5 separate regions of the Homo sapiens genome follow, and regions 1, 3, 4 and 5 are each linked to region 2. A link is a contact called in ENCODE Hi-C or POLR2A ChIA-PET data. All regions are on one chromosome and are shown on one strand. The core of a region is the stretch at or near the end of the contact, and the rest is flanking DNA. Distances in the headings are between cores, read along the strand shown.

The links. Hi-C counts contacts between places; a loop is a spot of excess contacts on that map. ChIA-PET counts read pairs that join two places held with the same protein, here RNA polymerase II (POLR2A). Pooled maps may share reads with other maps.
Region 1: a map of CD8-positive, alpha-beta T cell shows a loop between it and region 2 (27-fold over the local background). The contact joins the promoter of NPM3 here to the promoter of ARMH3 in region 2. A Hi-C loop is called at or near these places in 6 of 168 maps with a recorded cell type or tissue (B cell, CD14-positive monocyte, CD4-positive, alpha-beta T cell and 2 more), 21 of 37 single-sample maps with no recorded cell type and 16 of 50 pooled maps. POLR2A ChIA-PET finds 5 or more read pairs at or near these places in 5 of 52 experiments (A549, OCI-LY7, RWPE1 and 2 more).
Region 3: a map of CD8-positive, alpha-beta T cell shows a loop between it and region 2 (2.4-fold over the local background). The contact joins the promoter of FBXL15 here to the promoter of ARMH3 in region 2. A Hi-C loop is called at or near these places in 2 of 168 maps with a recorded cell type or tissue (both CD8-positive, alpha-beta T cell), 1 of 37 single-sample maps with no recorded cell type and 13 of 50 pooled maps. POLR2A ChIA-PET finds 5 or more read pairs at or near these places in 4 of 52 experiments (T-cell, WTC11, activated CD4-positive, alpha-beta T cell and 1 more).
Region 4: a map of B cell shows a loop between it and region 2 (25-fold over the local background). The contact joins the promoter of ACTR1A here to the promoter of ARMH3 in region 2. A Hi-C loop is called at or near these places in 7 of 168 maps with a recorded cell type or tissue (B cell, CD4-positive, alpha-beta memory T cell, CD8-positive, alpha-beta T cell and 2 more), 7 of 37 single-sample maps with no recorded cell type and 21 of 50 pooled maps. POLR2A ChIA-PET finds 5 or more read pairs at or near these places in 1 of 52 experiments (H1).
Region 5: a loop to region 2 is called in a pooled map, with 6 times the contacts of the local background. The contact joins the promoter of NFKB2 here to the promoter of ARMH3 in region 2. A Hi-C loop is called at or near these places in 1 of 37 single-sample maps with no recorded cell type and 10 of 50 pooled maps. POLR2A ChIA-PET finds 5 or more read pairs at or near these places in 6 of 52 experiments (A673, GM10248, GM12878 and 3 more).

Annotation. Positions count from the first base shown.
Region 1 is chr10:101,782,156-101,784,885 of GRCh38, forward strand. It overlaps NPM3 (nucleophosmin/nucleoplasmin 3), which reads right to left and starts at 1,291. Exons shown (of 6, transcript NM_006993.3): 1 at 1,118-1,291; 2 at 684-769; 3 at 323-442; 4 at 103-196. The coding sequence starts at 1,235. OGA (O-GlcNAcase) reads right to left here. Exons shown (of 16, transcript NM_012215.5): 16 at 2,295-2,730. RefSeq lists an enhancer at 219-858.
Region 2 is chr10:102,054,786-102,057,485 of GRCh38, forward strand. ARMH3 (armadillo like helical domain containing 3) reads right to left here and starts at 1,388. Exons shown (of 26, transcript NM_024541.3): 1 at 1,300-1,388. RefSeq lists a silencer at 1,088-1,477.
Region 3 is chr10:102,419,405-102,422,104 of GRCh38, forward strand. It overlaps FBXL15 (F-box and leucine rich repeat protein 15), which reads left to right and starts at 1,432. Exons shown (of 4, transcript NM_024326.4): 1 at 1,432-1,778; 2 at 1,950-2,103; 3 at 2,383-2,700. The coding sequence starts at 1,726. It also overlaps a transcript of PSD not described here. RefSeq lists an enhancer at 1,350-1,819 and a silencer at 2,060-2,229.
Region 4 is chr10:102,501,262-102,503,961 of GRCh38, forward strand. ACTR1A (actin related protein 1A) reads right to left here and starts at 1,451. Exons shown (of 11, transcript NM_005736.4): 1 at 1,339-1,451. The coding sequence starts at 1,386. It also overlaps a transcript of SUFU not described here. RefSeq lists an enhancer at 1,330-1,429 and silencers at 1,780-1,849, 2,527-2,700.
Region 5 is chr10:102,394,351-102,397,050 of GRCh38, forward strand. NFKB2 (nuclear factor kappa B subunit 2) reads left to right here and starts at 1,355. Exons shown (of 23, transcript NM_001322934.2): 1 at 1,355-1,446; 2 at 1,538-1,630; 3 at 1,903-1,984; 4 at 2,099-2,139; 5 at 2,375-2,473; 6 at 2,554-2,700. The coding sequence starts at 1,610. RefSeq lists a silencer at 1-20 and enhancers at 31-320, 1,371-1,420, 1,831-1,950.

The DNA.
Region 1 (2,730 bases), core at 41-2,540, 270 kb before region 2:
GCACTGGGAGATGAGGGTGGGATGGGGCAGGAGTGCGGAGTGGGGGAAGCCTGATGGGAGAGTCCACTGGAAGCAAAGGAGAGGGCCCTCCCCTCTTCTCACCAATCTGGTGCCGCCCAGTGATCCGCACAGGGCCAGAGCCCGACTTCAGGCGGAAGGTTACAGGTGGTTGGAGCTGGAAGTCATCCAGACTGAGCTGGGAGGAAGACAAGGATGAAGGCCTGGCCCACTCCTAGCCCACCCCACACTGTAATGAGTGCTAACGTCCTCAATCCCCTCACCACCACCACCACCACCACCAAGGCAGAGCTGGGGAACTCACCATGGGTTGGCAGGACAGCTTGAGGTTGGCCACAGGGACTGCGATCTCCTGATGGTCATGGTTCCGGGCCACAACTTCTACCACATTACACTCGTCTTTGGCTCCCTCGGTGAGGCAGAGCTGGGAACGGTACACAGGGCCTCAGGGTCTCCTCAAGTGAGGGTTGACACCACAACTAAAGGCATCTACCCTAGCACCTGCCCAGCCTCAGAGGTCCCGGTTCACCTGGCCAGGGGAGCCGCCCATGCCGGGGGGTTAGGCTGAGGATGTGTCTCCAAGTAAAGGGGATCCGGAGGTTGGGTAGAGACCTATATTGCCTGCCTGGGCTTATTCATTAAAACCCCACTCCCCTGCCCCTCACCATGGTTAGTGCCAGCACGTGCTCCGCATCATCCTCTTCCTCTACCTTAAAGGTGAAGGAGCGGGTGTGGCCGGAGAGCTCACAGCCTGGTAGAAATAACAGTGAGTATGCCTGAGCGTGTGTACGGGGCTGGGCAGCGGGGGATGTCACCAACCCGCCGTCACGTGTAACCTTGGGCGGACGGGTCATTTACACGTCCACCTCCGTCTCTTCTCTCAGAACACCTGGGACGCTCTGCCGTGGGCCCCGCCCAACACATCTGGGGCAGGGATCTCGCCACCCCCTTTGGCTGTGCGTGCGAGGCCCCCTCTCCTGCGGGAACAGCGAAGCAGCCCTCCGCCCACACCCACGCCTTGAAACCCTCCGCATTCCCGCCTCACATCCCTACCTCTTACCGCCCCAGTACCACCCTCAGCCTCTCCCTTCACTAATACCGAAGAAAAAACTGTCCATAGTGACCGGGGCCGGGACCCGTAGGCCCCCGACACCCCCGGCCCGCGTTCGGCTCTCCTGACTCAAAAACGCTAAGGCAGCTGCAGTACCGGCGGCCATGCTGTAAGAGCCTTCTTCAAACTCCGCCCCCGACACGCACAAAGCCGGGGACCCTCGGCCAGTTCCGGCCCCGCCCATTAAAGGAGACGCACAGTCCTGGAAAAGAAAAGGCGCCGAGACCCCGCAGCCCTACCCGGAGCCCGCAGCTTCTGCTCATATTTTATCAAGACCGAAGAGAAAGGAAGTAACATCACAGAAGAATGGATTTGGGGTTTATGTTAACATCCTTGCTCATTTCCACGACCATGAGGGTGTCCACTTCCCCAAGCTCCTCGCTCTGTGTCGGAAGAGTGTCTCCCACTCTTCCAACCCAGGGTAAGCTTTCGTTAAAGGAGTTATAGATATAAAAATGTAAACCCTTCTTACTCCTCCCAGCAAAGGTGGGGTTCAGGGCAGTGCTTTTCTGCTACAAGCAAAGGAAATGCACTCAGATTGTCTTTGCCTCAAGAGAGCCGAGGAGCCTTAGGAATTTCCATCCCAACACGTCTGTCCTGTCTGTCCTCTCGGCTAAGCCTCTCTTAATTCTTCCTGCTCTAAAGACCCCGCAACTTGCTATGCCTTCACTGAGACTTAGCTGCTGGCACTTGCTAGCAGAGGACTAGTTAGCTCATGTGTGTTGGCTGTTCCTGGCCCACCCACGCTTTTTGAGCTTTTAATTCCAAATCATCCAGGAGTATCTTTGCGCCGTGGATTATTTTGTCAGTTTATGCTACTCGCGCCATCTTTCGCCTTTTAAGAATCAGGCAAACTGTGTGCTTTCTATCCTAATAGATGGCAAAACTCAAACTAGAGGCCCTATTTCACATCCAGGTTATAACTGTGGCAAGAGGGTGGGGTGGCTTGGCTAAAAACTAGTCTACTTTTCTTAGCTCTTGTCTTAATGAAAATCTGGAAGTCTTACTGGTGATGGAGGTAGGGGAGGGCTGCCTTCAAGATCCAATCTCTAACTTGGAACAGCTGTGGAGAGGAGAGAATACCTGCTTGTAGGTGAGGCATGAAAGAGGAGAAAAGGGAGGGGGCAGACAGGAAATAGATTCACACAATACAACACGACAAGCATTCACTTCAAGTTTTATTTTGCCTCTTGCATGGTCTTTTACAGTTCGTTTTCTACAGGAACTGAGCTCTGATCCAAACAATCAATAAAAATGTAATTCCAACCTTAATATTCATAACCAGGAAATAGCATAGCACTTCATGATCCTAGAGTGATGAAAGCAAGACCAGGGCATCTGTTTCACAGTCACCTGTGACCAGACCAGCCAACATGATTACTAAAAGCCAAGATAAAACCAAAAGCAAACTTGCTAAAAAATCCTGAATTCCATGAGGTTAACTCTGAAATCCTCCAAACAAAATGCTAGAATTGTCCACTAGTGTTAAGACGAGAAAACTGAGGAAAACTCAGCTGTCTTACTATCTGGTAAGAGTCTTCCCTTCATCTCAAGCCCTCAAAAATGCAAACTTGGTTCCAGCTTTACAACATACCATATCC
Region 2 (2,700 bases), core at 138-2,637:
AGAAGTTTGAGACCAGCCTGGCCAACATGGCGAAACCCTGTCTCTACTAAAAATACAAAAATTAGCCGGGCGTGGTAGCTCACGTCTGTAATCCCAGCTGCTTGGGGGGCTGACGGGGAAGAATCGCTCGAACCTGGAAGGCGGAGGTTGCAGTGAGCCGAGATCACGCCATTGCACTCCAGCCTGGGCAACGAGAGCGAAACTCCGTCTCAAAAAAACAAAAAACAAAACAAACAAACAAACAAAAAAAAAAAGGCCGGGCGCGGTGGCTCACGCCTTTAATCACAGCACTTTGGGAGGCCGAGGCGGGCGGATCACCTGAGGTTGGGAGTTCGAGACCAGCCTGACCAACATGGAGAAATCCCGTCTCTATCAAAAATATAAAATTAGCTGGGCGTGGTAGCGCAAGGCTGAGGCAGGAGAATCGCTTGAACCCCGGAGGCAGAGGTTGTGGTAAGCCGAGATCGGGCAACTGCACTCCAGACTGGGCGACAACAGCGAAACTCCATCTCAAAATAAATAAATAAATAAATAAATAAATAAAATAAAATAAAAAACTTTCTGGAGAGGAAGAACTGCGGAGGGTCGGATGATCCAGTGACATACATTTGGGTATGGCCCAAGTTTCTGCTTCCCCATTCGCCAGGGGCAGCACGCCTCAGCTTCTCCTTCTCCAGGGGACCAGGTTTCTCTCTACTTTTTCCTTCCCTATACCCTCCTGGGAACAGGTTCCTTTCCTGGGCTCTCGCCGAGTAACCCAAAGAAAACACAGTAGCTTCACTGATTCCGTGTGAAGAGTGGGTTAAAGCCTGTCAGAGCCTGGAGAGGGACAGGACTGGAGCCCTTCCGGGACACCTGAAGACTTCGCACAAACCCGCTTTCCTCTATCCCTGAGATTCTCAGAGGTGCCTTGCCCTACGCCCGCACCCCAGGACCAAGAACAGCAGGAGAGGAAGCTCTCGGGGCAGCTGGCGGGGTCAAAGGTCAGCACCTCGGAAGCCAGAAGGCCCCGCAGGGATGCGGGAGAGGGACGTGACCGGGACCGTGTGGTCCGAGGGACCGGCCGCTGGAAGAGCGAAGCCGTTTCTCTCTAGGCTCGGCCGCCCCCAGGCCCAGCCCTCCCCGGCATACGCAGCTTCAGCAGCCGTCCTCCCTCCCTCTCCCCTCGCGTCCTCGTCGTCCCCGCGGCCAGCGCAGGCCCCGCCCCCAGAACCGCCTCGGGGCCAAGGCCTAGTATGGCAGGACCCGCAGGGTTGGTCAGGTTCGAGGACCGGGCCGGGCCTGGCCGCCGCCGCTTACCGAGCCCGCGGCTCCTCCTCTACCACCCGCGCCGTTCCCGGGCCCGCTCGCTCTCGACGCCACCGACGCTGCCGCTGCTCCGGGCTCACGGGCGCGCTCCCGACCTCCCCGACCCTTCCCGTGTCCCCGCGCCCCGCCGGGTCCTAAAGCCCGGCGCGCAATGGGTTAGTCCACGCCCGCTTCCTGAGACCGGCTCAGACCACGATTCCCAGCAAGCATCGCAAAGACTACAACTCCCGAAAGGCATCGCGAGAAATAAATTCGCAGTGGACTTGTCTATTGAGGGCCTACTGGGTCGCAATAGCAGTTTTCCGAAACATGGCCGACTCTTTGACCTCAGCAATTTTACTTCTAGGAATACATGTATCCTCTAGAAATACTGGCGAAGTTTGGAAAGATATATTTTCCAAATGTGTATTACAACTTTGTACGTGAAAGATTGAAAACAAACTCATTCTTTCAACAAATACGTGTGTGCCTGATAAGTGCAAAGTAGCGTGTAAAGCTCTATTAACTTGGCCAGAAATCTATTTTCTTTTCTTTTCCTTTTTTTTTTTTTTGAGACAGGATCTTGCCCTTGCCCAGGCTGGAGTGCCGCAGTGGCACAATTACAGCTCAGTGCAGCCTCCACCTCCTAGGCTCAAGCAGTCCTCCTGCCTCTGCCTCTGGTAGCTGGGATTACAGGCACGTGCCACCACTCCCTGCCTCTGAGTCTTTGTTTTCTTTTTTTTTTTTTTTTTCGAGATGGTGTCTCACTCTATTGCCCAGGCTGGAGTGCAGTGGTGCGATCTCGGCTCACTGCAACCTCTGCCTCCCGGGTTCAAGAGAGTCTCCTGCCTCAGCCTCCCCAGTAGCTGGGATTACAGGAGTGTACCACCACGCCCGGCTAATTTTTGTATTTTTTAGTAGAGACAAGGTTTCACCATGTTGCCAGGCTGGTCTCAAGCTCCTGGCCTCAGGTGATCCACCCGCCTCTGCCTCCCAAAATGCTGGGATTACAGGCGTGAGCCACCGCACCCAGCCTGAGTCTCTGTTTTTTTATACACAAATGGAAGGTTTAAAAAGATGTGCTATAACAGCAAGAATACTATTAAAAAGAAAAAACAAGTAAAAAAAATAAAATAAGCCAGGCGCGGTGGCTCACACCTGTAATCCCAACACTTTGGAAGGCAAAGGCGGGTGGATCACCTGAGGTCAGGAGTTCGAGACCAGCCTGGCCAACATGGTGAAACCCCATCTCTACTAAAAATACAAAAAATGGCCGGGCGTGTTGGCAGTCCTCTGTAATCCCAGCTACTCGGGAGGCTGAGGCAGGAGAATCGCTTGAACCTGGGAGGCGAAGGTTGCAGTGAGCCAAGATCGCGCCATCGCACTCCAACCTGGGCGACAGAGCGAGACTCC
Region 3 (2,700 bases), core at 182-2,681, 360 kb after region 2:
CTGCCCAGGGGTAAGAGGTTAGACGGGATGAACTAGGGACCGGAAGACGTGGGGGACCGGCAACCCTTGTGCCCTTGGCCAGGGTAGAAGGGGGCCCTGCTATTTTAAGAAAGAGCCGCTGGAGTTACTATGGCAACTACTCTCTTTGGGAGGGCCAGGGCGGGCAGATGGTGACCTCGGAAGGAAGAAGGGGTCTGTTCGGGCAGTCAGGGGGCGCGAGGACGTGCGAGGCGGGGGCGCGCGGGGCTCACCGCGGGGAGGGGCGGCGCGGACTCCGCGTGGTGCTGAAGGGGACAGCGCCAGATTTGTCGCACTGCGCAGGCGCAGAGGCGCGAACAAAGAGGGGAGGGGGACGAGGCGCGCGGCCGGAGGTGGTGCGCGCTCACGTGGCTCTATCTTTGCAGGGGTCTGTCCTCCCAGCTACCCCCTCCCTAAGCAGGCTGAGGAAGAAGAGATAGCAAGCCCTCACCTAACTTGACCCCTTTCTTGTCTCTCCCCGCTGCTAGCTTCTCCCTTCTCGCTGCCTTGCGGGGTGGGGAAACGTGGAAGGAATTCTGGGAAAACCAGATGTCTGGGTTCTCTATTCCCGTCTGGCTTGATTCTGGACAAGGGGCTTCCTCTCCAGGGCCTCGGTTTCCCCATCTTTAAAATGGACTGATAGCATAGACCTGCCCACCTTTCAGAGGTGCCCGAAGCCTTGACGAGATAACAGATGAGAAGTGGTTTTCGTTGTGATGAGCCAGCTGAAGCGGTTGCACCGGAGCGCCAGACCGTCAGCGGTGCAGTGGCTCTCGCGTCCTTCACATCCCCCCACACCCATCCCGTGGATGATGGGGGAAGGCACTACTCCTGGGGTTCCCCGAAGCGGATCCTGGGACTGGGACCTGGGGACGCGGTGAGAGGCAGCCCTGAAGCTGAGTCCAGAGGTCTGGGGCGTCATTGTCCCAGGGCGGACCCAGCCCCAGACCCTACAACTAAACCCAAGGCCAGCCGAGAAGCACTACCACTGGCGGGCTGAGCTGAGCTCTCATTCTTCTTAGGACTCTGGACCTTTGGAGGAAATGAAAGGGACCCAGTTGGAAATATAGTCTTTCTTCGCGCCCCCTACATCTCTCTCCCCCGGCGGAAACGCGGCCCAAACTGTTACGAAGTGGAAGAGGCTGGATAGCTCTTCATAATTAATCAGGAATGGGAGGTTTGAGCAGGTTTACTTGATGAGGGAAACATTATAGCCTCGCCAATTCATTCATTATTTCAACAATTACTTATTGAACACCTGCTACGTGGCAGACAGTAAGAGCCTGGATAGTTTCTCCCCGTTTTTCAAAGTCGCTAAACGCGACCAGAGGGCAGAGGAGAGGCCGGTAACCTAAGAGTCCTGGCTCCGCCCCCTCCGCGTTTGGCCTTGCCTGCTCCTCCCACCACCACTTCGCTCAGAGGCGGCTACTGGCTCAAGAGGACGACAGAAGCCAGTCTCTGATGCCCACCGCATTCTCCAGCTTCAGGCCTCAAGCCCTGTAGCCGAGAAGGCGAGGCCTAATGTTACACCACCGGTCTGTTCCGCCTCCGTTTCGGGGTCCACCCGAAAAGCTTTCAGATCGGATCCTCGGTGAGACGGCACTCGATTAAATAGGTCTGTCTCTACAGGCCAAGGAGGCGGGTTTGGTGCGGCCACTCCAAGGCCAAAGCGAGAAAATCTTACTGCGCACGCGCAATAGACAGCCGATGGAGCCACCGATGGAGCCGTCCGGAGGGGAGCAAGAGCCCGGAGCCGTCAGGTACCGAGCACCGGAGGGGCCGAGAGGGAAGAGGAACCTGAGGGAGGGGAGCCGAGCCGGGGCTGGGTCTGGGGGCCGCTCTTGGGAGCTGGGGCGCAGGAACATAACGGAGGCGGACTCGCAGGTAATAGTGGCCCCGGGACGCCAGTGCCAACGCCCCTTTACTCGCAGGTTCCTGGACCTGCCCTGGGAAGACGTGCTGCTCCCACACGTCCTGAACCGGGTCCCGCTGCGCCAGCTGCTCCGGCTGCAGCGCGTTAGCCGGGCCTTCCGGTCGCTGGTGCAGCTTCACCTGGCCGGGCTGCGTCGCTTCGATGCCGCGCAGGTGAGCCGGGGGCTGAAGCCCCGCCCCTGCCTGGGTACCGCCCCGCCTCTAGCCCAGCCCCCAGCCCCGCAGTATGCCCTTCTGGACCCCCTTGGGCCGCCGGGGCTGCCCGGAAGGGATCCACGCACCAAAGGGCAAATACTCGGTAGCGACTCAGAGGGAAAGTGGGGTCTCTCCTGGGAGAGCAGGAGGCTGCCAGAAAAGAACTCAGGTCAGGGGTGCATAGGCGGCTGAGGAGTGCGGGACGGGCTGAGAGTTGGGGTGCCTCCCCGCCCGCAGGTGGGTCCGCAGATCCCGCGGGCCGCATTGGCCCGGCTGCTGCGGGATGCCGAGGGGCTGCAGGAGCTGGCACTGGCGCCGTGTCACGAATGGCTGTCAGACGAGGACCTGGTGCCGGTGCTGGCGCGGAATCCGCAGCTGCGGAGTGTGGCGTTGGGCGGCTGCGGGCAACTGAGTCGCCGGGCGCTTGGGGCTTTGGCCGAGGGCTGCCCACGCCTGCAGCGCCTGTCGCTCGCGCACTGTGACTGGGTGGACGGGCTGGCGCTGCGCGGCCTCGCTGATCGCTGCCCGGCCCTGGAGGAGCTGGATCTCACCGCC
Region 4 (2,700 bases), core at 201-2,700, 450 kb after region 2:
AAACTGGATGGTTTGAAATCTGTTATTTAACATCCCTGCATACACTGGGGATAGTAATTCCTATCTACCTAACAGAGCTGAAGCTTAAACGAGAACATTGTAATATGCCTAAGGTCCCAAGAGCTGAATCAACAAAGGGAATCTGACAGAGTCAGCTTACAACAGAGGGAACTGGTAGTTTTGCCTCAATGGAGGGACCTACAAGGGACACAGACAGGGATCAATCTCTGTGGGACCAAAGCTTTGAATCGAAGGCAGAAATGCAGTCGTTTTACAATTTTCTCCTTTCCCCCCAAAATAAGAGCAGTATTTAGATTCTTTCTATTGGTCAATATTGATGCTTCTGCATGGTGGTGCTGGCAAAAGGGATGACGGATAAAGTACTGGATTTAGGGCACCTCTGCTATGTGACCTTGGGCTCACGTTACGTCTTCGCGCTTCAGTTTTCTCATCGGTAACACGAAGATCAAAGTTCCTTTTAAACTATGCGTCCAGTTTTTGTGAGGATCCAACTCGAATGTATGTGAAAACGCCCTGGAAGCGCTAGAGCGCCAGGCAAATATTAAGTTTGGTAATTTTTTCCCCGTAAGAACTAGGCGTTCCAAAGAGGAGGACAACCTCTCTGCTTCCTTTGTCACTCTCCTTTCTTCTCGACCTTTACCAACTTTGTAATTTATAATCACAGTAATAGCTGACATCCTACAGCGGTTTCTGGCACCAGATTCTCGGGCCCCACCCAGATCCACACCACCAAGCCGCAGCGCCGGCTGAGACCGAAGGAAAACTTAGCCGTTCTCCACCCGCGGGCGGGCACTCGCCTCTAGGCCCCACCACCCAGAGTCCCGGAAGCCAATCCCCACAGCCCTGGAGCACTGCCCCGCCCCTTCAAGAGGGAAAACAATATGGCGGCAAGGAAGAATGGCAGGGGCGTGAGCCAATCACCGCAGAGGCCTAGCCTCATCCGGCAAGGCTAAGAGGCGGTATCATTGGCTAAGATGGACAGCCAGAGCAACCAATAGAGCGATCGGAAATGGGGGAGAGGGCGGGCGACGGGAATCTCACACAGCGGTTAAGGCCCCTAGAGCCAAGGGCCCAAGGACTGGCTTGGACTATAACTCTTTCCTTTATCCACTCCAGAGTTCTCCATCCCACTTTTGCTGGCTGGCCGCCTTGCCTGCGGACTATGTGATAAGGGGAGGAAGGAGGCGGCGGTGGCTGAACGCGCCTGACAGGCCGGGCCAGTGACAAAGAGCCGGCGGCTCAGGCTGAACCCCGGGAAGCGATCCTTTCGAGGAGGAGAGCCCAAGTCCCCTTATAGATAGGAAAGACGCAACTCACGTTGTCGATCACGACAGGCTGGTTGGCGATCACATCGTAGGACTCCATGGCAGAGGAATCTCTCCTTCTGGGGAAGGAACTGCCCAGCCGGGTCCGCCGCTAGCGCCACTGACACGCATGCGCAGTCTAGCCGCCGGTTCAGGGCGGCGAGGGAGCGGCCCGACCTCGCCTCTGAAGAACTACAATCCCCAGCAAGCTTTGCGCCTGGGTTAGCGATCTAGCTTGCTTTGTTGCCCGCCTAGTTTAAGATTGGGAGTCGCATTTCCAATGCGCAGTACCCTGGGATTTGTGGTCTCCCTAGATTAAACAGCCAGAGACACAGGTTGATGGTCATGTTGCATGCCTGGATCTGTAGTCCCTTTGAAGGAGTTCGCAGTGCATGCTGAGGTATGTAGTCTTCTCGAGTACTTGTCTGTAGTTCGGTTTGGATTGGTCGTAATTCATGGATGTTTGGATTTTGCAGATCAGCCCTGCCACTCCCCCCGACGTTCCCTTAGACAATATAAGGTTCTCATGTTTTTATTTGGGTCTGTAAGACTTTAATAAACATCTCCTAGCACCTCACACTCTAACAAAAAGGAAATGTTAACACACGTACGCGAGAGGACATATTCCTACAACAAAGGAAAACAATTTAAATTGCATAAAATTAGCTTTAAGTTTAAAAACCTGTACATTGTCGTTGCCTTTTGCATTTTCTTTTTTTCTGCATAACAGGCTAACATTGATCCGAAGATTGGCAATTGGAACTACTGGTATAGGTAATCTTTTGGTCATTAAAACATCATCTAAGGGTTTCAGAAACTGCTCGAGTATCTCTTTAATTTTCATAACGAGCTAGAATTGACACTGATGGTTGAGAAAATGGAGGTGAAGAGAGGTTATGTGTCACTGCTTTCAAATGAGCCCAGTGCATTTTTTTCTCTGGATTATGTTCTCCCCCAGCCCCCTTGAAATTTCAGGGACCTTTTTGTCAATAGCCCTAGAAAACATTAGATTTATTATCATCTATTAATACTAACGCCCCATGGATGAATGAATCAATCCATTGTCAGATTTATGTTTAAATCCTAGTTAGCAGCGCGTCAGCAAAACAGTAACAAATCCTTTGTTGGCGCACTTCTCGCTGCTTTCGTGGGACCTTAGCACCTCAGAGGGTGCTCAGCATCTCTAAACTTGGGTTCCTCCTAACACTAGGGGGAGACCAAGAGCCTTGGGACACTCCCAACACAGGGAGGGGAGGCGGGGCCTATTGTCAAGTCACACCTTCCCTGCCTGTGACTGGCACAGACATTAGCCAATGGGTGCTTGGATAGGGTGCGCCGGCGCCCCGCCCCCCTTAGCGCCCCGCCGCCCCGAGGC
Region 5 (2,700 bases), core at 105-2,604, 340 kb after region 2:
TGAGTGAGCCTGTCCCCTCTCAGGGGCGCGCCCGAGTCGCTCCGGGTTGGCTGCGCCAGTCCAGAGTTAAACTTTCAGCCAATGAAAAAGGGCGCGAGGCGTGACGCACGGAAACGTCATGGGAATTCCCCCCTCCGGGGGGCCGAGAAGGGGCTTTCCCGGCCCTGAGCCCTGCTGGCAGGCGAGGTGTCGCGACCGGTCCCAGGTGGGTCGGGCGCGGAGAGAAGCCGCAACCAGAGCCGCCGCCACGGTGAGTGGCTGGATTCAGACCCCTGGGTGGCCGGGACAAGAGAAAAGAGGGAGGAGGGCCTTTAGCGGACAGCGCCTGGGGCTGGAGAGCAGCAGCTGCACACAGCCGGAAAGGGCGCGCAGGCGACGACACTCGGATCCACGTCGACACCGTTGTACAAAGATACGCGGACCCGTACGTACACCTGTACCTGTGCTGGCGCACACACGGCAGCGTCCGTGCAGTCGCACTCGCACACACATGCACACGGAGACGTGCCCACCGGTGCACTGGTGCCTGCACCCACACCCTTCACGCACAAACTCAAGATACGCTCACCCGTGTCCGTACATCAAGACAGGCGCTGACACACACCCACACTGAGAAGCTCGGGATTCACCTATCTACACACATGCTCGCTTGCACACTCATGTTGACGCCATGGACACACAACATGCAACCAAGCACTACAGCCGAAACACACTTGTGGAGCTGTGATGGAGACACACTCTTGTATTAGGTGGGGGGGGGGGGGGGGGAGCGTGCAGAGATCTCCCTGTCGCCTGCGCGCCCAGAACCGGTGCGGTGTGGGACCAGCTGCTGTTGTGAGGTTTGGGAGAGAGAGAAAAGAGCCCACTCCGAGGAGGAGACACTTTTCCCGCAGCCCCAGAATCGCGTTCTCGGGGCAGAACCCCGGGGCCTCCCACAGGAAAGAGCCCCCGCCTACAGGCTGTTCGAAGGGGAGGCCGTCCGACAGCAGGAATGTCCCCCCAAAAGCCCCCGGGGTTTATCAGCCGTGGCCTCCCTCCTGGCAGAAAATCCCAAGGTTGCTCCAGACCGGGGGAGGGGAGCGGGAGGCGGACTTGGCCCCAGACTGCCAGCCTCCTCCCGGCCGTGAAAGACCCTCCTGTTCCCTGCCCTGGAGGGAGGAGGGGGCTTAACCCCCACCGGGGCTTCCCGGATTCTCCTAGACCTCTGCCCGCTGAAAAGCAGCGGGAGCCCGTAGACTGTCGAGGGCCTCCCGCCCCTCCCGTCGCGAGGGCGGGGCCAGTGGCGTCATTTCCAGGCCCGCCCCCTCCGGCCCCGCCTCCCCTTGGTATTTTCGGGACTTTCCTAAGCTGCTCTAACTTTCCTGCCCCTTCCCCGGCCAAGCCCAACTCCGGATCTCGCTCTCCACCGGATCTCACCCGCCACACCCGGACAGGCGGCTGGAGGAGGTCGGACCCTCCCCCAAATCTGGGCCCCCATCTCCCGCCCACCCCCATTTAGATCTGACCCCCTCCCCCACGCCACTCCTCCCAACTTTAGGCGGGCGTCTAAAATTCTGGGAAGCAGAACCTGGCCGGAGCCACTAGACAGAGCCGGGCCTAGCCCAGAGACATGGAGAGTTGCTACAACCCAGTGAGTCATGCCGCCTGCCCCTGACCCGGCCGGCTGCCCCTCGTGTCTGTCCACCTGTCTGCCCGAGCCCCCTCTGCTGCCTTACACCTGTATGCTCGCAGATGCTCTCAGCCTGCCAGTCTGTCCATCTGTCTGCAACTCTGCCTCCAAAAGGAGCTTTCTCTTGGGTCTGAGGAGGAGGGGGGAGTGACCACTGAAGACTTGGAGATGGGAGGTGGGGCTGTGGGGGGTGCTGAGAGTCGGATGCCACCCCCAGTCTGTCTCCAAACCAGGGTCTGGATGGTATTATTGAATATGATGATTTCAAATTGAACTCCTCCATTGTGGAACCCAAGGAGCCAGCCCCAGAAACAGGTCAGCAAGTTCACTAACCTCCCCTAGTCCTAAAGCGGGGGAGGGAGAGCATGTGCCCTCTCTCTGGGGGAGGGGCTGGGAGATCGTGGCTCAGCAAGGTCTCTCTGTCCCCAGCTGATGGCCCCTACCTGGTGATCGTGGAACAGCCTAAGCAGGTGAGTGAGCAAAAGGGAGGGTGTGGAATGGCTTCAGCTTTGGGGACAAATGGGGTAGTGGTAGCTGGCTGGCCATGGAGGAGCCATTGCCGAAGGAGGCCACAGGGGATTGGATGGTCACTGCTGCTGATCAGAGTGCTGTAGTTTGGTTCAGGGCTACTACCAGGCACTGCGGTCACTGCTGGCCTGGGTGGTCTTCCCTGATCACAATGCTACTATGCCCTTGGACCTTCAGAGAGGCTTCCGATTTCGATATGGCTGTGAAGGCCCCTCCCATGGAGGACTGCCCGGTGCCTCCAGTGAGAAGGGCCGAAAGACCTATCCCACTGTCAAGGTGAGCCAGGATGGTGCTGGAGGGTGGGCTAAGTGGACAGCATGCCCAAGGCCCTGACTGACAGTCCCTGCCTCTCCTAGATCTGTAACTACGAGGGACCAGCCAAGATCGAGGTGGACCTGGTAACACACAGTGACCCACCTCGTGCTCATGCCCACAGTCTGGTGGGCAAGCAATGCTCGGAGCTGGGGATCTGCGCCGTTTCTGTGGGGCCCAAGGACATGACT